Linked DNA regions of Homo sapiens: region 1 is linked to region 2. A link is an interaction called in ENCODE POLR2A ChIA-PET data of the cell type or tissue named here. Cell type or tissue: GM12878. All regions are shown on one strand. Each heading gives the region's core, and the rest is flanking DNA. Links, peaks and the distances in the headings are about the cores only.

Region 1 (15,769 bases), core at 3,351-11,350, 100 kb before region 2:
TTTACTCTGTCTACTTGACTTAAAATATAATTCTATTGCTCAAGTATTTACATATATATAAATTCGTGTGTTTGTATCTGGACAGGTAATGATGTGTACTTTAGGGACAAATCTTTGGTTTGCTTCTTAGAAATACATAGTCTTCATTCCACCAAACGCCCCCCAAAATTTATTTTTTTAAAAAATTGTGGCAGAGCCTGCCAGTTGTCCTCTACTATTCATTTTCACCTTTTCTGGTAATAGAATTTTCAGCAGACACAAGATTGTCCTAAATAAAGACCATGTTGCCACGTTACCCTGCCTCCCTTGTAGCTAAGTGTAGTCATGTGACTAAGTCCTGGTCAATGAGAAGTAAGCAAAAATGTTAGAGCAACTTCTGGGACCCTCATATGAGAGTTGGCTGACATATGCTCTTTGCCTTTTCAACATTTCACCCCTCCTGCTGCCTGGAAACAGATGCCACCTTGGACTATGATAATGAGGCCACACTATACAGGTAACAGCACGGTGAACTATTTTCTGAGGATTTCCAGGAGCAGATCCCCCTTACCCACCCAGTGCTGCTTTTTTCCACTCTTTTACACGAGAGAAACCCACTCATTTTTCTTGAGCTATTTTGTTTAAGATTGTTAATTTTGGATTTTTCTGTTCCTTGCATACAAACCTAAAATTACAGAACGCAATTTGGTATGAAGCAAATTGCTTAACTCCCCTCTTCCCCCACCCACCGCCCTCAATCTGTCACCCAGGCTGGAGTGCAGCAGCACAATCACAGCTCACTGCAGCCTCATCCTCTTGGGCTCAAGTGATCCTCCCACCTCAGCCTCCTAAGTACAGGCATGTACCACCACATCTGACTATTTTTTAAAAAAATTTTTATAGAGACAGGATCTCACTATGTTGCCATAGCACTGATATGGATGATTACACAAAGATATACTAACATATAAAAAGAGAGATTACATCTATGCACGAACAATAAAGAATTTATAGCACATGCATATTAAAGCTAGGTAGATCATTTAGATAGAGAACAGAGAAAGAAACTATGTTCCAAATCTGCATAAGATAGGGTGAGGGAAGGTCAAATGTTAAGAGCTGTTTGAACAGCTTGGTGGACTAAAATGAGATAATCCAGACCCATAGTCTCTTGGGAATAAGCTTAGAGGTTGAAAGGAAAGAGCAGACGGAGGGGGCTTTGAGAAAGTATGTGGATCAGGCTGACAGCAGCCCAGCTCACTTTCCACGGAGCTGACTCAGCCTGCCCTGCTCCACCCTAACCTCTGACCTCCTGTGCAGTCACACATGGAGGAAAGCCCTGGGCAACTGTACTTCTTGTTCCTTTAATGCCCCTACTGCAAAAATAACCTCCAGCTGCTCCAGTAGTGCTAGAGGCCGTGGGGAAGAACCCGACCCCACTCTCAGAGCCCTTAGAGGGAAAGGCAGCCCACTCAAGCAAGCATCTGATGCCTGAAGATTCCTCTTCCTTCTCTGAGTGTGGCAGCTGCAGCAAGAAAGGAGGAGACCAACATGAGACTTGGTAAACACATAAGAATGGCAGCAGAGGAGGTAGCCATTCCTGGGGGCCCAGGCTCCCCTCGGGAGGTTGTGAAATTGATATGGGCATCGAGCTAAAAAAGTCCCTGGAAAGCCCCCACCTATGGGGAGCTTGGGATGAAGCTGGAGCAGGCTTCTATCTCTCCCAGAGTCAACACCAGGAAGGGACAGCTGGTGTGACCTGGGCATGATAAGGAGAAACAAAGCTGAAACTAAAGAAGCAGGAACTGGAGCCTAGAAATGTCAAATAAGTGTAGAGAAGCCACAGGGTCCCACTGGAGACTGGGGTGGGATGCAGGAACGGCTAAGCGATTTGTCCAGATAATCCAGATGAAATACAGGTGTTTACAATTCTGAGCCATTTCAAGGTAAAAGAAGTTTATAGAAGTTGATTCAAGTCTCTGCCTCATGATTTTCTTAATGGGGCTTGGCTATATTCCTCTCTGCAGGAGTGACACACATGTGTGCTCCAGCACATCTTTTTAATATGGGAGACTCCTCAAGTTTTGGTTCTCTAGACTCTCACGCTAAGGACATAAATCCTGACAACTCTTTACATTTCCCCACCTGATAGTCCCCTACTCACTAATTTGTACACTGCTTCTGTGGAAGTGACCAGGGCGTTTCTGCCTGGTAGGCAGAGGAGTACTCAAAAAACAGAGGGCGATGCAAGGCCACCCAGCAAGGTGTTGGCAGAGTGCCTGACTCGGGGTGCCTGTGTCAGCCTGATAAGCCCTCCAAAGCACCACGCTGTCACTGGAGGGTAGGGCCAGGGTTGTTGAGGTCAGGGATGATGCTGATGAAAATACTGTTAACCGGACTCAGCCGGTTTTTACATGAATTCATCTGAGTATCTAGAGACTTTACTGTCTTTTCTCTCTCTCCTCTCTCCTCCTCTCTTTGGTCAGCTTGTAGCTTTGAGGTACCAGGCCACCTGACCACATTCTTTTAGATTCTCTCCAACAAAGATATTGAAGAGATCGCTCATCCAATGCTATACAATATCAGATCATTTATCTGTCCACTCCTCACCCCAAACTAAACTCTCAAGTTTTCTGAAATTAAAAAAAAATACATTTACCAAACACATGCATCATAGGTATCATGAGCACAATGAGATTAAGAAGATGCAATGGCTATCTTCAAGGAGCTCATATTCTATTTGGAGAGAACACACATACATGCACGTCCACACATGCACAAATTGTTCAAAGACAACAACCAAAGAGACGCAATCAAGGCTTCATGTGTCCTTTTTCCAAATGAATGGACAGGGATAGCTGTATTGTTTAAACGAGGGAGAGAACTTCAGCCTGTGGTGCAGAGGAGGAAAGACAGCAGTAAACAAAGAGGACTATGATAGGCTAGTGTTACAGGTCAAATTGTATCCCCCCAAATTCATGTTGACAGCCCAACCCCCTGTACCTCAGAATGTGACCTTATTGGGAGATAGGGTCTTTACAGAGATAATCAAGTTAAAAATGAGTTCATTAGGATGGGCCTAATCCAATATGACTGGTTAGTTATAAAAATGGGAAATTTGGAAAGAGACACATATAGAAAGAAGATGGCCTTCTGCAAGCCAAGGAGAAAGGCCTTGGATGGATCCTTCCCTCACAGCCCTCCATAGAAACCAAACTTGCTGATACCTTCATTTCAGACTTCTAGCTTCCAGATCTGTGAGATTATACTTTCTGCCATTCAAGTCAACCAGTCTGATATATCACAGCAGCCTGAGGAAGCTAACATGTCTTGACACCAGGGTTAGCTCTGAGTAAGCAGAGCAGGATGGGAAAAGGCTTAACGTTGGAGAAACAGGACCAACAAAATAAGCCCTTCCAAATGCCAAGTATATTCTGAGAAAACCAGTTTACCTGAAGCCGAGCGTTTATGTGGGAGAGCGGTAGAGCATAACGTGTCTGTAAGGAGTCCTCATGTCTGTGCGAGCTGGGCTGTGTTCTAGGCTGAGGAGTTTGCGATGTGTTCTAAGGGCAGAGGGGAACTGTGGTGGCACTCAGAAGCATGTCATAAGACACAGGGTGTGTGAAGACGATGGCTAGCAAGAGGATTGAGAGACAAGCACGGAGAAAGGATGCTCAGTCACAAAAGTAGTTCTCAAGCTTGGTTGCCAACTAGAGTCACCTGAGGTAACAGGCTGACACCAGCCCCCAGGGTTATCCAGGACTTAATCCTGGGAACCTGTGAATGTTTGTTTCTGTGGCCAGAGACTTTGCTGATGTTGTTTAGGATCTTGAGAGGAGGAGAGTACCCCAGGTTATCCAGGTGGGCCCTAAATGTAATAACAAATATCCCTCTAGAGGGAGGCAGAAGGAGATGTGACTTTACACCAGAGGAAGAAGGCTGAGTGACAAGGGAAGTAGGGGGAGAAAACGCAACGAGATGGGGCTATGAACAAGCATGGGGAAAGAAAGGAAATGCATTCTCCACTAGAGCGTCCGGAGGACAACACCTTAATTTTACCCCAGTGAAACCCATTTTGGACTTCTGGCCTACAGAACTACAACTGTAGGAAAATAAATTTGTGTTCTTTTAAACCAGTGAGTTGGTCGTAATCTGCTACAACAGCCATAGAAAGCTAACACACCTGGGGAGACTTACAAACATCTGTGGCCTCGACCCCATCTTGGAGGGGCTGAATCTGTTTTGAGAGTGAAGCCCAGGCTGTAATGTCTCCCAGGTTTGTGGCAAGCTCAAGGACCTTAGGAGGCTGCAGTCCAAGTGTGAGGCCACAGGAGCCCGACCAGTGGGAGCAGCCAGAGAGAGAAAGAAAGGAATGCAAAAGGTATCATGAACAACACACTGGGACCAGGAACTACTCGGTTACTTCATTTAGGGAAAAAAAGCAAGAGTCAAAAATGAAATGGACTCAGACCCCATATCTGGAGAGCACCAGACCCTTCATACCGGGGAGGAAGGGCAGGTAAGCTGGGGTGGAGGTGGGCCTGATTTTAATTGTCTGTCTGGGGTTGTCCAGCAGGCAATTGTAGAAATATGAGATGACAGCTGGAGAGAGAGAAAGCAGGCCTGAAGGTAACATTGGGGCATCATCAGCAGAGATGGAAGTTGAAGCCTGACCATGAGTGAGATTTCCAAGGGAGTTTTAAAATGAGAAAATGAGAGTGAGGAAGAACAGAACCAGGCTTCCCATACCACTGTGGAGAATGAGATGAGTAAGCAGACAGAAGCAATAATCAGAGATTCAGAGAAGTACAAGAGAAAAGCTCGGTGCATGTGTGGGGAGGGAGACGACAAAGCCACATGCTACAGAGAAGGTCAAGAGAAGGATGACTAAGAAATGATGGCAGATTAGAGGCCATCGGTGACCTTTGAGAAAGCAGTTTCCCTGTTGTAAAGAGGTGGGGACAGATATCAGATGACTGGTCTATGGGAGAGAGTGGGTGGGGAGAATGTGGAAGCAACAATAGAGGCTAACTTTTGGGGCCCTGGGAATGAAAGCAAACTGAGGAATGAAGTGACAGCCTAGCCAGGTAGACACAGAGCTTAGCGGCATGGGCTTTGCACTCAGACAGACCCGAGCCACCCCCAGCTCCTCCACTGTACTACCTCGAACAAACTCTTTAACCTTGCATAGACTCAGTTACCTTGTTTATAAGACAGGCACAATAATTAGTGCCTACACCAAAGAGTTGTGAGAGTTAGATGAAATACCATAGGTAAATTGCCTATTTTTACTGCCTGCAACATAGTAAGTTCCCCAAACTGATATAGAAATGAATAGATAGATAGAGGCAGAGATGTACAAGAGCTCTGGAATCTCAGGTTCCTATAAAATGGATTGCCAGGTAAAATACAGTATTCAGTCAAATTTTAACTTCAAAATAGAAATAATTTTTAGGATAAGCGTGTTCTAAATATTTCATGGACCAAACATACTAAAAAATTCTCTGTTGCTTGTATTCATTTTCTATTGCTGCTCTAGTAAATTATCACAAACTTAGTGGCTTTAAACCAACACAAAGTTATTGCCTTACAGTTCTGTAGTTCAGAAGTCTAATACGCATTTCACTGCGCTAAAATCAAGGTGTCAACAGGGCAGGCCCCCATTCCTTTCTGGAGGTGCTAGCAGACAATGTGTATTCTTGCCTTTTCCCACTTCTGGGGCCACCCACACTCTTTGGTTCATGGCCTGTTCCTCATCATCAAAGCCAGCAATGTTACATCTCTCTGATCCTTCTTCCTTAGTCAGATCTCTCTCTGATTGCAGTTGGCAAAAGTTGTCCACTTTTAAGACCTTATTTGATTAGATTTGGCCCACCTGGATAATCCAGGCTATTCTCCCCATTTCAAGGTTCATATCTTTAATCACATCTGAAAGTCCCTTTTGCCAAGTAACATAATATAGTCATAGGTTCCAAGGATTCGAACATAAATATCTTTTGTGGAATATTATTCTGCCTACAATATTGTTTATCTGAAATTCAAATTTAGCTAGGTAACCTGTTGTCTCTTTGCTAAATCTGGTAACCCTACCTATAAAACTTTGATTAACTGGAAGGAAAAATACTAATTTTCCCTTTCCATAGAGCCTCAACTATATCTTTTATTAATTCTTATTTCCATTCTATGATTCCTCCATATGCATCCCCCTTTATGCTGTATTATGTGTATTTCTGTTTCAAATTTTATTTTTTTTTAAATAAAATTTGCGCCTTGAACACCCAGGCTCATGTGATCCCCCCACGTCAGCCTCTCAAGCAGCTGGCACTACAGGCATGCACCTCTGTGCCTCGTTAATTTTTTCTATTTTTTGTAGAGACGAGGTTTAGCTATGTTGCCCAGGCTGGTCTCAAATTCCCGGCCTCAAGCAATCCTCCCACCTTAATCTCCCAAAGCACTGGGATTACAAGCATGAGTCACCACACCTGGCCTAACATTGCACATTTTATGGAGGTCTGTAGCTGTTTGTAAAATGCATATGTGTGTGTAAAGAGAAATTCTGTATCTTGACTTTCATTAAGTCTAAATGAGATTTGGACTTATATAATCAGAAGTAGGAAGGGAAAACAGAAACCACTCTAGGTATTTCAGGCAGGAAAAGAACTTAATACAAGGAAGTGGATGCATACAAAACTTCTGTAAGGGCTATGAAAGGTCAAGGGTGAAAGTTCAAGGAAGGAAGTTCAGGGAAAGCCACAAACTTTCAAATTTGCTGCTAGCTTTCAGAGACAGAAGGTTTCAGGGACTACAGGAAACTGCTGGTGATGGTATCATCTGTTTCTAACACTGACGTTGATGATTCACAGGGAGATGTCGGGGAGCCAATACAAAATCTGGTATTTGCTGAAACCCACACATTTGCTCTCTTCTGCAGAGTAGCATTATGTGGCTTCTACCTCTCTTGTACCTTCTTAATCTCATGTCAGTATATGATCTGGAACTCTGTTGGCAAAGATGCTGGAAAATGTGGTTTCCAGGCATCCAGCCCCCAATAATAAAAGGGAAGAGGGTAACAGAGAAGCTGTCAGATACAGCTAAAGAAAGAACTCCAAAGGCTGGAAGGGATAAAACTTTTGCCAAAGGAAGAGGTAAAAAACATTACCTGTGCATAGATTCCTGATTATTGTAAAATACCTCCCACTCTAAGTCTTCTGTACTGTATGCAACTTCTCTTTTAAGGCGATACTTTGGGCTTGACATAGTGGCTTATGCCTGAATTCCCAGCACTTTGGAGGGCTGAGGCAGGAGGATCTCTTGGAGTCCAGGAGTTCAAGATGAGCCTGGGAAATCTGGTGAAACCCCGTCTCTATAAAAAAATACAAAACTTAACAGGGCATGGTGGTGAGTGCCTGTAGTCCTAGCTACTTGGAATGCTGAGGCGGGAGGATTGCTTGAGCCCAGGAAGTTGAGGCTGCAGTGAGCTGAGATTCCACCACTGTACTCCAGCCTGGATGACAGAGTGAGATCCTGTCTCAAAAATAAATTTTTAAAAATAATACTTTGTTAATTTGTTGTGGCTGCCTCATTGTTTTCTGGGCTTAGCCTAGCCGTCAGATTTCATTGACTACATACTCTTGACCATCAGAATTTTGTTTTTCACATTTAAGGTGCCATCATGTAAAGAGAGAAATCTTGATAAATATGTTTGTCTCTAGGGTTAATTACCAAACTGTAAGAATATGATCGTTTTGTTATCTATTGTTGTGAAACAAACCACACTCCAAAACTTAGTGGCTTAAAACAATAATTTACTCCTTCTCATAATCAGTGGCATAGGAATTCAGGCAGGGTTCAGCTGGCTCTTCTGTTCCAGTGAGGATGGCTGGGTCACTCGCTCAGCTATAGTCAGGTGGTGGCTAGCTGAGCTACAAGATCTAAGGAGGATTCCCACACCTGTGTGGTGCCTTGGTGCTCCTCCACATGGCTTCTGTCCATCCATGTGGCTAACTTAGGCTCGGCACAATACAATCTCAGACAGTCAGGCTCCTTACACCGTGTTTATACACACACACATTATACACATGTACTACGGACAATCTGTTAAATGGTAGTCAAGCCTAATGTCTTTTATTTTTTAACGAACATAAATAGAAAGAGAAGATCTTATATTGCTTTTATTACACTCTACTGTGGCAATCACTGATCTACTTTTCCATTTCAGTCTCATCATCCCTTTCTTAGTTTTCTTGTTAACTCCCTACCCTGATCCCTTCTACCTCCCACGAGGTGACACGGGGAGCTTACTCCATCTTTGTATCCTCTTCCTGTCACCTGGATTTTTCAAATATGTAATAGAACTTGGCTTTGTTCCACACTTCACAGTAGGTATCTAGGAAATAAATACATCATGTACTTAGACCTGAGCATTGTGAGAGCTTACAGCTTGTAGTTGGGTAAAGTGGATTTGTTCTTCTTTTATTTTGTTTTTGTTTGTTTGTTTTGAGACAGGGTCTCACTCTGTCACCCAGGCTGGAGTACAGGGGCGCAATCAAGGCTCACTGTAGCCTTGTTACACTCGACATCCCAGGTCCTCCTACTGCCTCAGCCTCCTAAATAGCTGGGACCACAGGTGTGCACCACCATGCCAGCTAACTTTTTAATTTTTTGTCTAGAGAGGGTCTTGCTATGTTGCCCAGACTGGTCTCAAACTCCTGGGCTCAAGCAGTCTGCCCACCTTGGCCTCCCAGAGTGCTGAGAGTACAGGCAAGAGCCACTGCATCTAGCCTGTTCTTTTCTAAATGCTGCCAGCTACACATTTAGATCCCTGACACTTGTATAGATGTATACAGATACTCACACATCCTCATTCCTCTAAAAAATTCATTTGGGAATTAAACACTGTTAAGAATCATTTGTGTTCTCACATCGAGTGGAAGTTTGAGGATAACTTAAACTTTTAGGAGGCAGGCATGTGCCTTTTCATCTTTGTGTCTCCACATCTTTGTGTTCTCCCACAGGGACTGGCAAATAGTAGGTGCTTAATAAGCATTTGTTTTACTGAAGGCTGGCCATTTCCATTTAACTAATCCAGCACATATTGCCCTTTTTTTTTTTTTTTTTTAGTTTGCAAGCTGAAATGTATGATTTGTTTTGCAAATACTTATTAAGAAATTCAGAGACACACAGTAGATGCTTTTTTTTTTTTGAGACAAAGTCTCACTGTGATGCCCAGGCTGGAGTACAATGGTGTGATCTCGGCTCACTTCTACCTCCACCTCCCAGGTTCAAGCGATTCTCCTGCCTCAGCCTCCCGAGCAGCTGGGATTACAAGCGCCTGCCACCACACCCAGTTGATTTTTGTATTTTTAGTAGAGACAAGGTTTTACCGTATTGGCCAGGCTGGTCTCAAACTCCTGACCTCAAGTGATCTGCCCGCCTCAGCCTCCCAAAGTGCTGGGATTACAGGCATGAGCCACCACACCTGGCCCAGTAGATGCTTTTTATAATATACAAATAAAAGTCAAATCATCACAGAAAATATCGGATAGAAAATGAGGCAGAAAAAAATACTGACCATTGCACTTATAAGTGCTGTATCCTTTTAGTTATAAATACAAATTAATTTTCTTCAAGTCTAAAAAATCGTGCATGGGCGTGTGGAAACAGAAGGGAAGGACTTGAGGCACAAGCCAGGATGGAGGGATTCTAAGTAATGCATTGTGATCCCCTACGCATGTGTTGGCCAGGATGCTCTCCAAACAGGCCTCAGTAGAAAAGAAGAAGGAGCCCAGCTTCCTTTCTAATCAGACCTGAAGCTCATGTGTGCAAGCCCCAAGGTCCAGGCTGCCTGCAGGCTCCTGATAGCTTAGGCAGAAGCAAGGGAGAAGCTGATAGTGGGGCAGAAGACCTGGGAACCGCTAGGCAGCCTAGGGCCTCCCTTCTGGGCAATTCTTGTGCCAGATGTAATGCACACCTCAGGGGCCTGAGCGAGGGCCAGGGAGGGCCTCTCCCTTTTTCCATCATGTCTAATTGAACCCAGTTTCTGCCTGGCACCTCTCAGCTTCAAACGGGGGACTGAACAGTTTGTCGACGTGACAGTCCTGTGGCACTTTCTCAGCAGTATTTTGAAAGAAGCACTGGAGGCAGCGCCTCATGCTGAGAAGCATGAAACAGGCGCAGGGGTGTGTGTGGGTGTGGGTTTGGAAGGGAACCTGGGCTCTGACTGGATGCCATTTGTTTCTTTTATTTCAGGCTGCTGTTCTTGTTGTTTTTACGAAGACATTTTTCTCTCGCAAATGCAAAAGCTCGAGCTGTGTGGGCCATCAATTTCTGCCCCTTCATACAGACAAATCAGGGCTGCATGGTGGCTCGGCCTTCCTCTGCTGGGAAGCAGCCCTGGCTCACCTCACAGGGTGCCCATGGGCCGGCCAGCAGGGAAGGGAGTCCTGTAGGTGGCAGCTTCTGGGGGTGCTGCCAGAAGGCACTGGGTGCTTACCCTTATTGATATTGCAGAGAAAAAAAATCAGAATATTGCTAAGTAGTTTCAAGCCTGTCTAGCAGTCACAGAAGAGAATTCCTGTTAGATTTTCTGAGCTGAAGTCTGTATTCCCTAAGCCAGGCCCTCTTTCCAAGCCTCAGCCCCTCCACTGCGAAATGAAAAGGCACATGCCCTGGTTGCTCCCACTTTCTATCATCCCATGACCTCCTCTGGACTGGGAATGGTGGAGGTCGTTAGAAGCCTGGAAAATCCAAAAGAATGGAAACCCCCAGTATATTCTTTTCGACTTAGAGGAGAATGTGTGCATCTACATACTGAAGCCACACCATCAAGAACTGACCCAGAAGCTTCCCCCATGTCTCCATCCTGCCCCCCTGAAATCCTGAAAATGTCTCTGCTCACCTGTCTAGAAGAATACACATGACTGTTTCTGCATTGGCTGTGCTCCCATCCCATCCCCGACTTCTCTTTCTCATTTGTCTATCTAGTTAGCCCTGTCTCTGATTGGGAGAGTGATGCTTGGTTTAAAAGACATCTCTGCAGGAAAACTCAAGAGGAAACAGAGAGGCTAATACATCAAGCATGTTTTAAAATAACCAAGGTGATACATATAATAACATCATGCCAGCTCACATTCTGTTGCTCTTACAGCTCCGTGTAGGTAAGACAGGTATTCATATCCCCACTGTACAGATGCAAATACTGACTCCATGAGATAATTGAGTTGCCCAAACTTTCAAGACCAGTTAAAGGCAGAATGCGAACTGAAAACCAGATCTTCTGAGTCTTAGTGCCCCATTCACAGAGCTGTTTAAAATATGGATCATCTTTCTGGAGGAAACAGCTTTACCTACTCTGCTCACTTGCTCTAGGATTGAGAGGGTAGAGTGAAAGAAGCGGGGAGAAGTCATCTCAGAGTTAAAACTTTTTTCAGAACCATTTGACTCTTGCTCTGCTATGCTTAAAAGCTGCTTCTGCATCTAGGGTTTACCCAGAAACCCATCATCACAAAACCAGTAGCTCCTTTTGTCATACGTAACTACTCGAAAGCATGCAAGCAGGGGTGATCATCCAATTACAAGATCAGCTTTCTGTTGTCCAAGATAATAAAGCCGCAGTATTCATGGGTTATGATTTGGATGGGCACCCGCTAGAGTGGCATCATCTTGTTGGCCATCTTCCCTGCTCTGATCACATCCTTTAGTACCTGTAGAAATGTTGCAGCTCTTGCTACTGACTAATGGGACTATTTCATGTTGAATGTGAACAGAGAGAAACTAAGAAACTTGAATATTATAACTGGAATATGAATTTGGAAAATATTTAGATGTTCTCATTTATTCTAATTCAATACTTTAAGAAAGGGCATGGCTTCAGTTCTGATTCTGCACAATTTACTGGTAGATTTATGGGGAGGAACCCGTTTGGATTTGTTTCAAAATTTAACTTAAAATATTGCTGACTGGGTTTTTTTGGGGTTCATGTCAAGGTTTTTCTTCATGGTTTTGTTTTGTTGAGGTCCTGGGAAGGTCCATGAATATTTGGAGCATGAAGTAGATCTGTTGAAAACAAAAACAAATCTTGAGAATGCTACTATTTTTTGAAAAATACTAAACAATAGGCTTCTGATGTTCATTATTTAAACAAGATGAACTGAAAGAATGTTTGTCAGTCCATTTTGGATTGAAAAATGTCAGGTTCTTCTTTTTTAAAGTTTGAAAAAGCATCTCCTTTACAATGGATTTTTAAACCCAAAGTGTACCATTTCATCCTCTAAAAATGTAACTGACACCTGAGGTTGGGAGTTCAAGACCAGCCTGACCAACATGGAGAAACCCCGTCTCTACCAAAAATACAAAATTAACCAGTTGTGGTGGTAGGCACCTGTAACCCTAGCTACTCAGGAGGCTGAGGCAGGAGAATTGCTTGAACCCAGGAGGTGGAGGTTGTAGTGAGCCAAGATCATGCCACCCAGCATGGGCACCAAGAGCAAAACCCCTTCTCAAAAAACAAAACAAAACAAAATGTAACTGATGTGAACTTGGAACTATTGTGGCAGAAACAGTTTCTGGTTGTGCATTTTTGATTGGTGGGGGAGGTTTTTAGAGAGGTCACATTGAAAAGTCTGAAATATCCAAGAGTGCTCAGCAGAGCTTTTCCTGTAACTTGAAGGTATATAAAGCTGAAAGGCAGAACATAAAGAAGAGGTGCCAATGGAAATTCTATTTTAGGGGCATCCCTACCCTTCACCAAATGGGTAATTTTTAGTACACTTACCAGGTTATATTACTGTGCCAAAAACAGTGTGGTGGTTTTGAGTGTCTTTTTTTTTTCCACTTGGTTAACTACTTCTAACCTAATGTTTCTAAACCACAAGAATTCAACTAAATGCTTTAGACTATGAATACCTCTTTACCTTTCTTCATCACACGCACATGCTCATTCCCTAATGGCAACCTGCTCATTCCTTTTAGCCTTCACCCCAGTAAAGCTGGTCATTTGGATATTATCTTTAACTGAATTGCTTCATTTTTGTTAAAAATTATTTAATGCAATCACAGAAGATGTCTATTTATTAGAGATCTATTAAAGTAGCAGCTTTTAAATCAGATGGATCTCAAAGGCTCTCTGTGCTTCAGTTTTCTCATCTAAAAGATGGGCATAGTAACAAGACCTTCCTTAAAGGAGGCTAAGAGAATTACAACCAGCAGATGCCAGTGAAATCCTTAGTAAGTGTCCAATAAGCAAACCATGGGATTGTCCTAAGTTCAAACAGGCATCTTTCATTGTTTGGACCAGGGCTTTGCTGGGGCGGTAGGGTTAGGCAGGGACACTGAGATGTGTGTCCTTGGAGAACTCTGAGAAGGAGGGGGGCAAGAGCTCAGTAGCTCACTCTCAGGGAAGCTTCCAGTCTCCTTTAGCTTGTCACAACTGCAGAACCGTGTTTTCCTTTTCAGATCAAGAAACAATGTCTGCAGTCTCCCTTTCTCCTGTGCCTATGCTCAAGCTCCACACTGGCCCAGAGCTTCCTCCTTCAAGTCAATTCAAATAGTTACACTCAAGTAGCAGACAGAAACAAGCTTTCTCTTCATTTGTTAAACTTTTAAAATTGCTTCATCGTGATAAAATACACACAACATAAACGTTACCATCTTAACTATGAAGTGTACCATTAACAATGTGTTAAGTATACTCACATTATTGTACAACCAATGTAATCTCCAAAACTCATCTTACAAAACTGAAACTCTGTACCCATTAAACGACTCCTCATTTCCCCCTCCCTTATAAAAGTCTGACTGTTCTTGATATCTTACGTAAGTGGAATCATACAGTGTTTGTCTTTTTGTGACTGGCCTATTTCACTTAGTATGATGTCCTCAAGGTTCATCTATGTCAAAGCATATGTCAGACTGTCCTTCGTTTTTAAGGCTGGATAATATTCCATTGCATGTGTATTTCACATTTTGTTTATTTACTCATCTATCAATGGACACTGGAGTTGCTTCCATTTTTTTGGCTACTGTGAATAATGCTCTATCAACATGGTGTACAAACATCAGTTGGAGTCCTGCTTTCTACTCTTTGGGGTATATATTATACCTATAAGTGAAAATGCTGGGTCATATGGTAATTCTCTTTTCAATTTTTTGAGAAATGCCATAAGTTTTTCCACAGTGGCTGCACCGTTTTACATTCCCACTGACAGTGTTCTCTTCACTTTTATGAGGTGGCCACTCTTTCAGAAGGAGAGGCACTCTGGGTAAGATATGTGTCTAGAAATAGAATAAGATCAATCAGCCTTGATTCACGGAAGTGTCCTGTTCCAGCACCACCTTGCCAGGTGAAGTGAGTCACAAGCTCCCTTTCCGTTTCATTGTCACTGGCGGAAGGAAGTGATAGAGGTGGCTTCCAGCCATGCTGGGATGCCACATGCGTTTGCTGCTTGAGGAGGGACTTCCCATCTTTCCCTTGCTCTCTTTTCGCACACCTACTGCTAGGGCGCCTCTGACATAAGCCCACCTGCAACTTCTTCCAGGATCTGCTTCCACTTTGCCCCAGGAGCTACTTTTCTCTTTATCATTTTCTTTCATAGGATCTGAAAATGGTCTAGCAAAAGGTTGTTTCTTTGTTAGTCTCATGTTCTCGTGTCCATGTCAAATAGGGAAAATGAGGAAATTAATTGCTGTCTCTCTCAGGAACTCAGACCAACATAAAAATAAGACTCCTGAACTTAGAGCCTGTTTTGTCCACAAGATTATCCAACCTGCAGCAAGCACCAGAACTTGCCTGAGATCCTGAGATCCTAGTCACCTGGACATACACCAAGATCTAGCATGGAAGAAGGGAAATCTGCATCAGGAGTTCAGAGAAGGAAGAAGGATCAGTGAACTAACCTTAGCTCCTCCCTTTCAAATATCCACCTGGAAAAACAAAAATCTGTTCTCACCCTGGGCCACAAAGCTTGATGCTTAGGAGGCAGGCAGCTTGGAGGTGTGTTTCACCACCTGCTGGTTGCATGACTGTGAGCTCAGGACTTCACCTTTTTGTGCCTCAGTTTCCTCATCTGTAAAAGGGAGACAAGAGTTGTATACCTTATAGCATTCAAAGCAGTTTTATCACCTCACAACAACAAATTCTCTCACACTAGAGGCTATTAATCATCCTAGCAAGAGAAAAAGAGAAGGATCTTCAAAATTCAAATTTGGTTCCGTGTTTAGGTTCCTGTAAACAAGTCCGACACATTCTCCCTCTGCATCTTTGTTCAAGTTGTTTGCCTCTGTTGGTTCTTTCTCATGGTCCTCCTCCCGATCTTCTGCCTCTTTCTTCCCTTTCTTTTTGTGGGTTTAACTCTCCAGGCCCATAAGGATCTGTCCTGCCACATCTCTTATTTGAGATGCTCATTTTTGCTCTTCTTTTTACTGTGTCCTTCTCAGAGCTCCAGAACGATTTATTTTGCATTACCCATTAAGGCAGGCACATTGCTAGGCGCTCGCTGGAGACATGTGGTTGACGCTTTTTGAAGAATGCAGAATGCCTGGCTTAAAGAAACCTACTTTCTTAGAAAAGTTCCAGCTTAGAGCAAACCACCTCGTGATCACCCGCGTGGAATCTCGGGCTGAGCAATGTGGTTTGCAGATCCCTGAGCAGGGGCCTGTGAAATCTGGGAAGCAGGCATGTGCTGTGCGCAGAGGCATTCCAATAATAGTTTCAGATGCAGAGGACGGGCGGGCTGCTGTGACTCATGTCCCCAGCGCACGCACGTCTCCAGGCAGAGGGGACGTGGGCGGGGAC
Region 2 (15,769 bases), core at 3,927-11,926:
ATCTTGCTACCGGCATGAGGATGAAGCCAACATTAAAAGTGGGAGAAAGGAAAGATAGTAAGAGGATGAGTCTTCTAAGATATTGCTGAGCAATTGAATCAACTAACTCTGAAGTCCACTCCACCCCTGGATTTTCAATTTACCTGAAATAATACACTTCTTTGTTGTTTAAATCAAGCCAGAGTTTCTTCTACTTGTAGCTAAAAGTGTTCTAATTGTTAAAATTCCCAACAGGAAGGCAAAGCATCTGAACAGATCTTTTTCATTCATTTCCCCAAACCCTCAAAGAATAGAAGAGTGGTTTCCACTTGCTATTTCAGTCTCTTAGGGGTTCCTCCTATCATACCCTCCTCCCTCCTGAATTGGAGTTTGTTCCTCTTTGTATCTCCAGTACGTGCACCATGGTTAGGCCTTCTGTTTAGTTGATGTAAATCCGAAAGGAAGAAGTTGTTTGATGCTGCGTAATACAGGAAAGGGAAGCAGAGGGAAGGAAAGATTGTGGATGACAACTCTACACAATCAAAGATGAGAATTGTGCACAACTCAAGATGCTGAATGTGAGGGAGAGCCATGGCACACATTCCACAGTGAAAATCCAAGGCACCTTTCAAACCTAATGTCTCAAAATCCAAGGCACCTTTCAAACCTAATGTCCCAGTGTTTTTTGGGATTCTTCCTATGAAGCTATGCTGTCCTATACGGTAGCCACCAGCAATTAGCCACTTGTCCCAGCCACTAGCCATAGATGGCTATTTACATTTGAAATTAAAATTAAATAAAACTTAAAATTTAGTTCTGCAGTCACACTAGCCATACTTCAATTCTCAGGAGCCACAGGTAGCTACCATATTGGACAGGATAGATAAAGAACATTTCTATTGCTGCATGAAGTTTATTGGGCAGCACTGTTACAGAGGCACCTCTTTATTCAAAGAGAAATGATAACTAGAGAACCAATCCCAGGCTTAGGAATCATAAGAGATGAATGTATAGTGGCAAGGACACAATTTCATAGTGAGTCCTGGGTTTGAGTCCTGGCTTTTCCACTTATGTAAATTCTACGAACCTTAGTTTCTTTATAAAGTGAGGAAAATAAATTGTATTTATTTTGGAGGAGTATTCTGAGGACTACAGTGATATATATGAAATACTTAAGGAAGATTCTTATCACATTGTAGATGCTCAATGGCATTAAGTGCTATCCCTGGTTTCCTGCCTTGGGGATGAGTTATGCAAAATTTTGCTTTGTCCATACAATCTTCCATACCTATGATAGTCTACGTGTGGTTCAGACTTGTAACTTCAGCATCACCTGGGAATTAGAAAAGCAGGATCTCAGACTCCACCCCAAAGCTATTAAAGCAGAATTTACATTTTAACAAGACCCCAGGTGATTTGTATGCACATTACAGGTTGAGGAGCACTTATTTATTCAACATGATGATCAAAAATTCAAAATAAGTAAACTATGTGACCTACCAAAAATGATTTTGATAGTGGACTATGGAATTCTAACCATATCTGAGATGCCTCAGTTTGAAGACAGTGGCTGAGCCTGGCAATGATGGGACCTGGGTCAAGAAGGAGCACCAGGACGGAGACCTCTTCCGTCATTCCAGCAAGATAACTCCACAAGAAGCAGAAGCTCTCGCCTCCCTGGATGGGGGAATCTGGTGCATCCCCAAATCCTCCCAGGAGGTAAGCCATTGCTGCATAGCAAATTACCCCCAAAAGTTAATGACTTAAACAATAATAAGTTCCTTTAGTAAGAAATCCAGACAGGGCACTGGACCTGAGTCCTCAGCTGGAGGACTTGCAGGTTGAGGGCTGGAATTATCTGAAGACTCATTTAATCGCATGTGTGGCCATTGATGCTTGCTGTCATTTGGGGGCCTACTTAAGACTGCCAGCTGGAACACCCACCCATGGCCTCCCCTTGTGGCCTAGCCTTCCTCAGATCATGGTGATTGGGCTCCAAGGACAAGCGTTGAGAGAGGGAGAAAGAAAGAGAGAGAGAAAAGGGGAGAGAGGGAGAATGGAGAGAGATAAGAAAGGGAGAGATAAAAGGAGGGAGGATTAGAGAGAGAGAGCCATATTGCATTCCATGACCTAGCTTTGGCAGTCATGCAGAATCATTTCTTCCATCTTCCATTGGCCAAGATAGTTACAAAGTTTTGCTTAGGTTGAGAAGAAGGAAACATAGACCCAACCTCTCAATAAAGGTAGGTCAACGTCACATTGTAAGAACATTATGTGGAAAGAGATATTTTTGTGATGGCCATATAATTGTGGCCACCTTTCAAATCTACCATACAAATATTCTTTTGAGTTCGAGTTATTCCAGATCCGAAGTTGCTACTCCCACCACCATCACTATTAACAACTTCTTATTTAGTGTCTTCCACATGCAGGGCATCATATTCTGATTCATATTTATATTACAGCAAGACTGCAGGGAATTCATCTTCCTTTGGTGTACCACGTTCTTGGGAATTCTTACAATTTTTTTCCAGGAAAAATAGCTTCAAAGCTAGTTTCACTTTTCATTCTATCTTGTTCTTTTGCATTATTTCATTACAGTCAAACTCTTTGACTGTGACATCAAAGGACTTTGAGAATAAGTGAATAGGTAAAGATAATGGCTCATTCACTGGTACTAAGTCCCCAGATGGGTTTTTGGTTGCTCAACAGCTTGAGATTCATTGCTAATGGCAAATAAAATAATTACAACAAAATGTGTCCATGCATTACAATTTCTGATTTCTACTTTTGGTAGATATCTAACTACCTTACATTTTCAGACTAAAACATTCCTCTGTGCATTTTCATCTTTATAGTAAAACTTTCTTGGCAAGATTGATCTCAATCTGTTTGGTGGTTCTTATATTAGAGCAGAATCAAGAAAGGGAGAAGAAGAGATATAGTTTTCTACATATGACAGAATAAAAAATACTAGTGTTTGTTTCTCATTAAAAAAAAGTCAGAGGCAAAAACTACAATTGGATCTGGCCTATAGCCACTCATGCTAAATAATGAAGGAAGGGAAGCATAAGGCAACCGGATATAGACTTGGCACAGACTTGTAGGTTTCTAATTTTGTAGAATCTTCTGTGTTCCCTTTCACCAGAAAGTCACATTCTAGTTTTGTGTGGTTAGATGCTTTGCCCCATGATAGTCTTTTCTCCCTACCCACCTCCTAATTGCTGTTAACATCTCAATGTTCTCAATACTTCCTTCTCCCAGAAACTTCACACATGCTAGTTCACTGCATATGTACACAGTCACACACACACACACACAGCTTATACACAGTCATTCACATGCACACACACAATCACTCCTAAGCACATACACATATTCTCATGTTAGCCTAGCACAATCCACTTCCTGACTCTGATCACCTGTGCAACTACTTGGCCATCTCTTCCCTCCCTTGAACACCCCAGCTTCACCCATAAGCAGGAGGAAAACCTTTCATTTTGGGGGACCTATACGATAATAGTGACATTCACATTCAAGACACTCCCAAAACTCACTCAGAGTCCTGGCTTTTCCAGTGTCAGCAGCATATGACTCCACTCCATTCTTTTCGCTAATCAAGATTATCAGGAAGCAATTAAGAGTGAAATCTGCATAAGGTTAACCTTGAATTTGTTTTAGTTTCTCTTTAATTTCACAAAATTCTATAAGTGTTTTGAATCGAATTGTGTTCCTTAGAAAGATATGTTGAAGTCCTAACCCCCCATACCGGGGAATGTGATCTTACTTGGAATTAGAGCCTTTGTAGATGTAATCAAGTTAAGATGAAGTTATTTGGGTAGGCCCTAAACCAGTATGACTGGTCTCCTTATAAGAAGGGGAGAAGACACACAGGCAGGGAAAACGTCACGTTACAATGGAGACAGAGACTAAAGGGATGCAACTACAAGCCACACAAAGGATTGCCAGCCACCGCCAGAAGGCAGGCACCAGCAAGGAAGGATCCCACTCAGTGTTTCTCAGAAGGAACATAGCCCTGATGACATCTTGATTTCAGACTTACAGATTCCAGAACTGTGAGAGAATAAATTTCTACTGTTTTAAGCCACCTAGTTTATGGTACTTTTTTATGGCAGCCCTAGAAAACAACTGGAGTAAGTATAAATATACTCCTCCTAGTGAGCCTCATGACTGATGAGAAATAAAAATGGAATGTTAGCAAGGGCAAGAGTGGAGAGAAATCATGGGGGCCAGGCTGGGCGCCTGACGGCTTGTCCTCTGTCCCTCTAGGCCCCCTGAAGTCTGCAGCGTGCAACTAGTTTAGGGACCATATTTGCTTCAGCTCTTTCAGGAAATGTAAGGTTCAGCTATGACGATCTGTTGCTTATAAAAATATAAATGCTTATGCCTCTGCTCATTTGTGTGTATATTTATTTAAGTCTTAGATATAGCTGTGTATGTTTTGCATGTTTCTTGTTGAACACTAGTCCATAGAATGTTTTCCTGGTTATAGTGAATTTCCTGTTTTTGATGTCAGCATGGCAATTGCTGTAGTTGGTGGTATAGCTTGGGTCTGCTGGTACTACCCCTTTATGTGAATTGGGTGATAAAGATCCATACCAGAAAGAAAAAGACTTCTTGGAAAGACATAGTCAGAGAGCAGAAAAGCAGCTTCCAAATGAGAAAGGATAATGTATATTAAAAGAGAAGGGAACAGAAGAAAGGTCTTATTAATTGTATTCACGTATTTCATATATGTATTGCTGTCTAGTCCTAACAATATCCTTAGGCACAGGTATCATGCCCATTGTGGGGATGAAATTGAGGCTTGGAGAGCTTAATTGGTCTGCTCAGTCACACAGCTAGTAAATGGGAGAGCCAGGATTTCAGTCCAGTTATGCCTGGCTCTTATTCCAATTTGTAGTGGAAACTCAGTAACTATTAGGACACCCTTGAGAAGAGCTGTTCAGACTTATCAGAATCATGGAAGGAAGCTGGATTCTTTGATTACCAACCTGAAGTTGTAAGTAGTCACATCTTTTTACATTGCATATAATGGCAGTCTTACTTTGATACTTAAGAAGGCTACACCAGGATGCATTGTTGACACATTTTTCTATTGAAAACTAAGATTTAGGAAATTACAATGGCAATTTGATCACCTTCTTTCATAATAATAGAACCTAAATTTCTAGCTGGGCTCACGGCCATGTTTCTTGGTTTTCTTTGCAACAAGATGTGTCCATATCACTAATTTCTGACCACTGGGAAATAGAGGGGAGTGTCACGCAGGTTCAGTAACCTTCCTAAAAGAAAGCTGAAGCATACTCTTTGCCCCTTTCCTCGCCAACCCTCCCTTCACTATGTTGCTGGTAACTTGGATGTGATGACTTGAGCTCTAACCCCCTTATTCGATGACAAAGGTCTTGCTCTAAAGATAGCAGAGCAGCAAGTTGAAGAGCCCAAGTCTCTGAGGACTTTGTGAGGACTGGGGTTATTTCAGTCCTGGACTGCCCACCTTCTACTTGCACACAAGAGAAAAATAAACTAACTTGTTTAAGCTACTAGAACTGGGGACTTTGTTACTTGCAGCCAATGCTAATTCTAACTGATACAGGTTTATCACAGAGGCAGTCAGCTAATAGCAGAAGGTAGAACAGGGATTGCCATGTTTGAGCAGCTTCCCATATTATGGTGGCTTCTGTCCCTTAAAACACACACACACACACACAGACTTCTCTGTGTTTTTAGTTGTGTTTTCATAGACTCATCCTCCTCTTCAAAAAGCCTAAAACCCTCAAGTGAAGTATCGGGCACCCAATTCCCATCTTTCGCCAGTGAAGTCAATAATACTTAAGTTTTATGTTTTTCTCCATTCTTTCACTTTATTTTTCTCAGTCACTATTACTTTTACTTGCACATGCTCTAAAATTTGGTTTGTCAAACTCTTCTCTCTCTCTGCTCTTTCAAAGCCTTCATTATGCTCCACATGTTCAGAGACGATATAATGCAATACTCTGCCGCTTACTTTTACCTGCTCCTCATTCTTACTGATGTAAGGCTGATAGATCAGAGGAACAGACCCAAGGGCAAAGGGGAAATGAAATGAAATGCTCTTAAAAACTTACTGGGAAGGTCTGTCTAACCCTACCTGATGTGTCTCTTTGTTACAGCTCTTCATTATCTTTTTTTTTTTTTTTTTTTTTTTTTTTTTTTTTTTTTTTTTGAGACAGAGTCTTGCTCTGTCACCCAGGCTGGAGTGCAGTGGTGTGATCTTGGCTCACTGCAACCTCCACCTCCTGGGTTCAAGCAATTCTTCTGCCTCAGCCTCCCTAGAAGCAATTCTCCTGCCTCAGCCTCCCTAGAAGCTGGATTACAGGCGCACATCACCACACCCAGCTAATTTTTGTATTTTTAGTAGAGATGGGGTTTTACCATGCTGGCCAGGCTGGTCTTGAACTCCTGACCTCAGGTTATCTGCCTGCCTCAGCCTCCCAAAGTGCTGGGGTTACATGCATGAGGCACTGCGCCCAGCTGTTCTGTCATTTTTGATAAGAATATAAGTCCACTGATCAGGAAACCTCCCTACATCTTCCATATGCTGCCAACACCTCATGGGTGTCTAATAAGCAATTAAATAGTCCCAACAATAAGAGAGAAACCCAAATTCTAAAACTCGAATCTTCACAAACCACCATGGCACACGTTTACCTATGTAACAAACCTGTATATCCTACACATGTACCCTGGAATTTTAAAATAAAGAAGCAGGTGAAATTAACATTAATAAAGACTCTATTCAACTCCCCCCCACCAAAAAAAAAAAAAACCCACTAATCTTCATTTATGACGTTGTATAATTCCTCTAAAGCTATTCTTTAATTCATTTGACAGGGGCTGAAGGAAGCTTGTTACTTAAGCAGGAGGTGGCCCAGAGGGAAGAACTAGAGAGATGTTGGGGTGGGGATGATGGTGGAGGATGCATTACACACTCTCAGGGCCACCATTACTACCACCCTGGACTCACACACAACCCACTCTCTACTGTGAACCAAACTCCACACAAACTTCACCTAGAAGCTCCTGAGCAGCTTCCCTGCCTCTGTGAGTTCCATGGCAGTGTGGATGGTGGCACCCACAGCACTTGGTAGGCAAGGAGAGAGGGGATTCTCCAGAGGTCTTCCCCAAGAGGGAACCGCTTCTAAAAGATGGGCCCCAGAACTTCAGAGAGAGAGAAATTTAGACTTTGTAAAGCCAACTCTTCGAGATATGGGAGTGGACAGGGAAAGGAGGTGTTTCCCTAGAATTGTACTATTTCCTAGTTTGGTTTAGTCGGTTCTCCACAGCCCACTCTACATAGCCAGGGGATGCAGAGCCATGTCTGCTCCCTGAGGGTTGCACCTACTGTCATTAACCCCACCCAATTTTCTCACTGAGGAGGTAGTAGAGTGAAGTGAGCCTGTAAGCTGCTGGCTCTTCTTGCTGCTACCTCCAATATGCCCAACAGCAGATGGCCTTCACGGGCCTGTTGCATGACCCCAGGTCCAGCAAACACATTTCCTCTGTGTCATCAAGGTTTGTCTGGAAGATGAGCTCAATAAATTCTTGATGAAATCCGCCAGCCTACTATCAAGATTTGACTGAGACATACTTAACTAGCGTAAACCAACTGCTACTAACAAAAAATTAACTGATGAAAAGTGATGGAAATGAAGGGACTCTGAAGCAACACGAACTAGTGATAGTCAAATAATAGTAATAGCTAATATTTAGTGAGCACTAACTGGGTCAAACATTGTGCTATATGCTTTGTATATTTTAGATAACAGTCCTTTATCTAATATATCTTTTGCAATATTTTTTCCTACTCACGGTTTGTGTTCTCATTCTCTTGTATTTGCAGAGCAAAAGCTTTTAATTTTAATGGAGTTCAGCCTATCAGTTGTTTCTTTCATGGGCGGTGCCTTCAGTGTTGTACCTAAAAAGTCATTGCCAAACCCAAGGTTGTCAGATTTTCTCCTATGTTATCTTCTAGGAGTTTCATAATTGTGTATTTTACATTTAGGTGTATGATCCATTTTGCATTACCTTTGTGAAGATGTAAAGTCTGTGTCTCGATTCTTTTCTGTGTGTGTGCATGGCTGTCCAGTTATTCCAGCACCTTTGTTAAAAGACTGTCTTCTCCATTGTATTGCCTTTGCTCCTTTGTAAAAAATCAATTGATAATTTTTTTTTTTTTTTTTGAGACGGAGTTTCACTGTTGTTGCCCAGGCTGGAGTGCAATGGCGCGATCTCAACTCACTGCAACCTCCGCCTCCCAGGCTCAAGCAATTCTCCTGCTTTAGCCTCCTAAGTAGCTGGGACTACAGGTGCCTATCATCACAACCTGGCTAACTTTTGTATTTTTTTTTAGTAAAGACAAGATTTCACCATATTGGTCAGGCTGGTCTTGAACTCCTGATCTAAGGTGATCCACCTGCCTCAGCCTCCTAACGTGTTGGGATTATAGACGTAAGCCACCGCACCCAGCCAGTTGACAATATTTATATGGGTCTATTTCTGTGCTCTTTATTCTGTGCCATTAATCTATTTATCTGGGTTTGTTTTTTTTTTCCTGCTACTACTCTGTCTTGATTACTGTAGCTTTATAGTAAGGCTTGAAATAAGGTAATTAGGAAATTAGGTAAAGTCAGTCCTCTGATTTTGTTCTTCTAAACTTCAATATTGTGTTGGCTATTCTTGGTGTTTTGCTTCTCCATATACACTTTGGTATCAGTTTGTCGATGTTCACAAAAAAATTTGCTGGGATTTTGCTGTGTCTATAAATCAAGTTGGGAAGAACTAATATTTGACAATACTGTGTCTTCCTACCCATGAACACAAAATATCTCTCCATTTATTTAGTTGTTCTTTGGTTTCTTTCATCAGAATTTTGTATTTTCCCTCATATAGATATTGTATATATTATATTTATACCTATTTCATTTTGGGGAGTGCTAATATACATGGTATAATGTTTTTAATTTCAAATTTAACTTGTTCATTGCTGGTATATAGAAGTGATTGACCACCCTGCAACCTTGCTCTAATTGCTTATTAGTTCTAGGAGGGTTTTTTGTTTGTTTTGTTTGTTTGTTTTGTTTTTGTCAATTCTTTCTGATTTTCTACATCATGTCCTCTGCGAACTGAGAGTTTTATATCTTCCTTCCTAATCTGCGTATCTTTTATTTCCTTTTCTTGTCTTATTGCATTAGCTGGAACTTCCAACATGAACTACTGAGAGAGGACATCCTTATCTGTGCCTAATCTTAGTGGGAGATATTATGCTATATACTTGTATATCTCAGAGCATCCTTACAAAAACCCTGTGAGATAAGAACTATTATAATTCTCATTTTTCATGTGAGGATACTGAAACCCGAGAAGTCATGCCCAAGGTTACATGGCTTGCAGTGGTAGAGGTAAAATTTGAACTCACATATTCTGCCCCCAGAGCCTGGTTTCCTATTCACAGGTTCCAAGGATTAGGACCTAATGTCTTTGGGGGCTATTATTCATCCTATTACAAAGACACAAGTCAGCAAGGGGCCCATGGGGAAACAGTCTCCTGACCAGGTCCCTAGAAACTTATACTATCATCCTAGGGAGACAATGCTGCTAAATAATGGCTCAAATTAGAGTGTTATATGTAAAACTGCTATTTAAATGCAATTTATTAAGGTTGTTAATATATCTAAGGAAATATAGATTTACTCATCATTCAGCGACTTTGCATCATATAATCATGATTTGTTTTTTGCCTTGAGCAAATAATTTGCCCCAAGCATAATTTCAATTTAATTAATGCCATAAAAATGAATGTGAGCATATTTATGGGGAATTAAGTTACAAAATGCTAAATTTAGTATACATTTTCTGAGGCGTGGTTCATTTGTGACTTCCATTCCTATCGTCTTATGTTTGCACAGCTGGTAACTGTAAATTCAACATGAAAACTGTATTTGAAAATCAGCAGACATTTCACTGAGGTTGGGGGTGAATTTGTCACTGCTGAATTCTGTGATGATCTACATTCTTAGTTTGTTGACTTTGAGGGGGTGATAATGGCTATATTACTCACATAGGTGTCTAGTATTGACCCAGCTTGTCATAGTATGAGATACTTGAACCATGTCTAGAAATTTTTTTCTGTTCTAACCACAGAGAGGAACACTGAACTATACCACTTGCTTAAGGAATGGGTATAACCTGGCACTGCGGAGGGGGCCCTCTGAAAGTTTATAGTTCAGCTACAGCTCTGGTTAACCTCAAGCTCAGAGGTCTAGGGAATGTGGAGGCAAAGGATATTACAGAAATCATCAGACAGACCCTCTTTCTGACTATGTTAGTGTTAATGAAGGTTCCAGTTCCCTTCCCTCTCACCCCTTAGCAGCAGTTAGTGCTTGGCACACTTTTTTCTAATGGCCCAGACAAGGGATTTCAGCTGTAAGAGTGGTCATGTGCAAAGACAGAAAAGCCTTACAATGAAAAAGCCTGACTGAGTACCTCCTTCTTGGTTTCTGAAAGGCTCAGAATGGCTTGCAACAGAAAATGGATCTTCAGCAGCTGCCCACAAACAAGGTCACCGACAACAGCAACCAGCTCTCTTCATCAGCCCCTGCCAACCCCACAAAAAGTACATATTCTCCTTCAGAAGGATCCATGAGGCCGCCATTCAATGGCTGACAGAAATGGAAAATCGATTCCAGATTCATCTCTGCTGGGAATTAAGTATATTCCTTGGAAATAATGAGTTATGAGGTCATTGAGGGCTTGTTCTTTTCCTGCTTGCAGAGACATTTTAATTTTAGAAGGAAGAGTGACTAATGAACAGGACATTCTAATTCTGGTGATGTGCTTTTTCCCATTTTAATGTCAGCTGAACCACAAAAATGTTGATATTTCTCTCTTCATTACTCCTCATGGTTCAGGAAGAACATTGTCGCCAAAGGGAAAAAAAACTGGGTAACTCCTGATCCCTCCACCCAGTTTCAAAAGACAAAATAAGGTGCAGCTCTGGTGTCAGCCAGCCTGTTTTCACTGCTCTTAGTGGGGTCATTCTATACACCAGCAGTGTCCCCACAAAACGACATTTTCCACACTTTGTCGATAGTAGTGAGATACAAGGAAGACAATGTCATTCAGAACCCAGGACGTTCAACAAGGTGGACAGAAGTTTGAAATGCAAAAATAAGAAATTCCCTTAGCAAGTCTCTCACCAAGCAGACTCACAGCTCATTCCCTCCCCCAAGTTTATAAGTACCATCTATTGAGTGCCAGCTGTAATTCTGATGTTGTTAAAATCCTGTTTACAGGCATTTTCTCATTTAATACTTGTAACAGCCCTGTGATGTCACACAATTAGTAAATTGCAGAGCTGACATTAGAAATCAGGTAACATAGTCTGTTTTCTTAAACCTTGTGCTCAAATTCAGTGGCTCTCAAACTGAAGCCTGCATCAGAATCACCTAGGGGGCTTGTCAAAACAAGGATTGCTGGGTCCCACCCCAGAATTTCTGATTCTGTAGATCAGGGGCTCAAACTCTGAGAACCATTGCTCTCATGCCTCAGTATGATCACCCACAATCACACTCTTAAAAGGCTACTTATTCAGGGAAGAACTTCAAATACAGAACACTATTCTGACTCCTCCCTTCCCTACTTCCTAAAAGAGAATCTGAGAACACTGACTGATGTGCCCAAGGCCAGGTAGGAAAACAGAAAAAATGGAGAGTTAGAGGTCTGTATTTCTCGTGTAACAATGTCCCAGTTTAGATAAAACTTCTTTACGGTGGCTCAGGACATCCAGGACACACATCCTTAATTGAGGCTCTCTACTTTAAAGTGAATGCCTCCTTCATGTGGGCAGGACTTGATCTTACTGTGGTGGTTCTCTCCACCATCACAGTCCTAGGGCAGGTTCTCAGAATTTAGAATACTTTGCATTTCTGTGTCTCTTGAGAAACGCTGGCCCCACCGTTTCAACCCTACAGTGAACTTAGCCACCAAAACAGCTACGACCTCACTACCTGAGTTTGAGTTTTTCTTTCTCTGTGAGGGTGTGTCTCTCTCTGTCTTTCTCTGTCTCTCCCTGTCTTATGTTATTGCTCACAATTTTCTTATGGATTAGCTAACCATTGGTTGATTCAATAGTAAAGCTGATGCAGTGCAATGAAATGAAATATAGTCATGTGTCACTTAATGATAGGGATACATTCGGAGAAATGCCTCATTGGGTGATTTTGTCATCATGTGAACATCACAGAGTGAATCTACATAAACCTAACCTACTACACACCCAGGCTATATGGTATAGCCTGTTGCTACTGGGCTACATACCTGTATAACATGTTACTGTACAGAATACTATAGGCAATTGTAACACAATGGTAAGTATTTGTGGGTCTGACATGGTTTGGCTCTGTGTCCCCACCCTAATCTCATCTTGAATTGGACTTCCATAATTCCCACATGTTGTGGGAGGGACACATGGGAGGTAATTTGAATCATAGGGGCAGTTTTCCCCATACTGTTCTCGTGATAGTGAATAAGTCTCAAGAGATTTGATGGGTTTATCAGGGGTTTCCGCCTTTGCACCCTTCTCATTTTTCTCTTGCTGCTGCCATGTAAGAAATGGCTTTTGCCTCCCGCCATGATTCTGAGGCCTCCCCAGAGATGTGGAATGATAAATCCAATTAAAACCTCTTTTTCTTCCCAGTCTTGGTTTTATCTTTATCAGCATCACGAAAATGGACTAATACAGTTCTAAATAAACATACCTAAATATAGAAAAGGTGATTGGTTGTGCTATGATGTTACAATGGCTATGATGTCGTTCAGTAGTAGGAATTTTTCAGCTCCATTATCACCTTACAGGACCACCTCATATATGCAGTCTGTCATTGACTGAATGTCATTATGCGGCACATGACTGTACCTGAAATAGACACAACCGGCACTTTGATTACACTGGGCAAGGAGCTAACATGACTCCTCTTCCCCACTCTTCTTCCCTTAATAATAGCCATGTCTTGGACCTTAAACAGCCACTCCTCTCTTCTTTCGCATTCACTTGGGACTGCGAGGACTTTCAGAATGGGGTACAACTACACCCAGTGCTGGAGCAGACTTCTGTGGTTTGCCTGAGCCTCTATAACACAAGGGTTCTCATGCCTCCAACGCCCTCATGGAGCTATTGTGAGGAGCTGTGCTCCTCAAAGAGGAAGTTTGAAGTGACCAAAGCCTACTTTACTGGTAGACCAAGAATTTTTTTGTTTCAATACTGAAAAGTCAGAACATAACAAAAATGGGAAATGAGGCTTCAGGTTCTACCTGTCTATATTGAAAGACTCATAGAAAGTTATTTCTTATTAAGAAATTATAAAACGAACAGGATTGGCCTAAAACAGTAAAGGGAGCCTAACCTTTGTGGTTGAATATTCCTATAATATACCAGGCACTGAGTTAGGGGCTTCAGCTATGCTATTCAATCTAATCATCATCATATCTCCGTGAACTTGGCTTTGCAATTTCAATTTCCATTTCATAGTTGAGGAGGCTGGGGCTAAGAGGTTATGTAATTTGCTTCAGATCTAATTGAGTCAAGGCTGGAACCCAGAATTTTGTTTCTTTTATGGTATATGGCCTTTTTGGAAAGGCACATGGTAAATAAAGATGGCAAAGTGGAGGAGAAAGATAAGCAACTTAGAAAGGAAAATCAAGAAAGGGTGTATGATGGAAAAATAACAAAGGCATTTACATGGATTATAGAACCAGGGCCTTTAAACCCATTAAAAAATAAAACATAAAACATAAAAAAATAAAAAACATAAAAAATAAAACATAAAAAACCCATTAGCCACAAGGAAAAATGTTTAAATGAAGACAGATTTGAGAAAGAATGAGAAACGCATAAAAGGTTTTAGGGTAGATCAGAGCACAACCTAAAGCAGGGTAGGAAAGGAGAATGGGCAACAAACACCTGTCCATGAACACACTATAACAGAGATACTCAGGGACACCTGATCAAGATGATAGAGTATAGGGATGTGGACAAATATAACTCAAATGCAGTATTTCTTTAGTCTTGTTAAAAATGAATGGGAAAAGGAAGTGCAAATAAGCATGAGATTATATAAATGGTAAAAACCTTAGAAATGTGTAAAAGAATTAGAAAAATAAATTGCCAAAAGCAGAGAGAAAGCGGGGAGGGAGGGAGAAGGAGTCGGGGAAAGAGGAAGTAGGGAAGGGGGAAGAGGAGGAGGAGGTGAAAAGAGAGTGAGGAGGGGAGGGGGAAGAGAAGAGGGAAGAGAACAGCAAAACACTGGGGGAGGAACAAAAATGTTTTAAATGTTTCCAAGGAACAAGCATGCAACTATTCTGATATCTGCAGAAATGCTGATTTTATGCTAATAAAGGAAAATACAAATACAACATACCTTTAAAAATTTCAAAATAAAACCACAGAGATGTGTTAAAGTGACAATATCAGGAAGGGGTTCTTCAGAGAAAGGATCTGTATGAATTGAAAAGCTGGGCTCAACTCTCCTTCAAGATACCTGCAATAATGCTGGCAAATTCATCTGCCTTTCCTTCTTCTCTGGCTCATTACTGAGGTGCCGCAAAATGCTGTCACATGCCCAGGCAATAAAGGGTTGGTTGGGAGGCACACCTGCTACCCTTTCTTTTATCGCTGGGAGCAAACAATGCCAGTTAGGATTTATAGCATGTCTGAAAATGCCCCAAACATAGTCACTCTCTTGGAGAACTGTGAGGAGATTCCAGACCTAGATACGGATCCCTCACAGACCCTGTTCCATGCAGCTGTTTTTATGGACTATAGGATAATAATTGAGGTTAATTGCCACTGAAAGACACACACCATATGATCTTTTTACATCCGGTTAGTGAGATGGTTCCAGCCTAGAGAGATGTTCCCAGGGGCACCACAATGATTCGCTCCCACCATTTCCCTGTACCTTACATTTATGGGTTATGCACAAGCTAATGGGGCTAATTGTTACTGCTCCAGAGGAAGTCCCTTTTGCATTTCCCCCACCTCCTGCCTAAATGTCATGTCCATTGTCTTTTTGTGCTTTGGCTTGTACACATTTTGCAGTCCACATATTTTTTTAACTGCTGTTTAAAAAAAAAAAAAAGTTACCACAAGTGGAGTTTGGCAGCCTTGACTGTTGCTCTCTGCTCAAGCGGGATTTTGTTTTTCGAGTCATAGAATAAAATGATTTAAGAAAAAGAATCCTCAGTGTTCAGGCTTTGCCTTCTAGCTTCAAAGCCTTTTACAAGCTGCAATTCATTAAACACAATAATCATTAGAGGCCAGTGGACCGACCTCTGCAGGGAGAGAGGCCAAGCCCCCCCACCCCACCCTCTTTCTCTTTGTGTTCCCAGCCACAGAAAGCAGGAGAGGGGGCGGAATAATGTTGTTCCCACCAGGCGGGCCACCCATGGCCTCCAGCCCAGGCTGCGTTTCTCTCTCCTCCTTGCCAGGGCTCCACGCTCCATTTAGCCATCGGGTACAGGCTCTTCTCTCCTCTGGGCTGCGTTTGTCTGCCTTTCACAAATAGACAGGCTGCCCACATTTTTATTTGCTTTAGATAAATGCAGAGAATTTCCTAACCACAGGGCCAGCCAAGCCTGATATATGCCCCATGGGACAGATTCCTCTCTGCCCAGCTTCTCCAGGCTGAGCCAGGAGGTATCGCACCACTTTGTCACCAAGAGATAAAGCCAG

Evidence for each region. ChIA-PET counts read pairs that join two places held together with the same protein. Peaks named below come from ENCODE experiments on the same cell type or tissue, not always from the same donor. Only the 100,000 strongest peaks of a DNase experiment are listed, where the experiment ranks them.
Region 1: POLR2A ChIA-PET joins it to region 2 with 13 read pairs; 2 of 35 experiments call an interaction of 5 or more read pairs at or near these places.

Annotation. Positions count from the first base shown.
Region 1 is chr5:68,418,545-68,434,313 of GRCh38, forward strand. LOC105379013 (a long non-coding RNA gene) reads right to left here. Exons shown (of 5, transcript XR_007058804.1): 4 at 14,925-15,041; 5 at 7,768-12,033. Among named protein-coding and RNA genes, the nearest start is that of PIK3R1, 210 kb to the left of the region's middle. RefSeq lists enhancers at 15,170-15,769, 15,648-15,769, 15,678-15,769. In GM12878, for the core only: no CTCF peak of the experiment used is centred there; a DNase peak (open chromatin) is centred at 6,767; H3K4me3 peaks cover 459 bases.
Region 2 is chr5:68,518,963-68,534,731 of GRCh38, forward strand. All of the region lies in intron 3 of LOC105379013 (a long non-coding RNA gene), which reads right to left. LOC105379011 (a long non-coding RNA gene) reads right to left here. Exons shown (of 4, transcript XR_001742694.1): 2 at 12,798-12,955; 3 at 7,852-7,957. Among named protein-coding and RNA genes, the nearest start is that of PIK3R1, 310 kb to the left of the region's middle. In GM12878, for the core only: no CTCF peak of the experiment used is centred there; no DNase peak of the experiment used is centred there.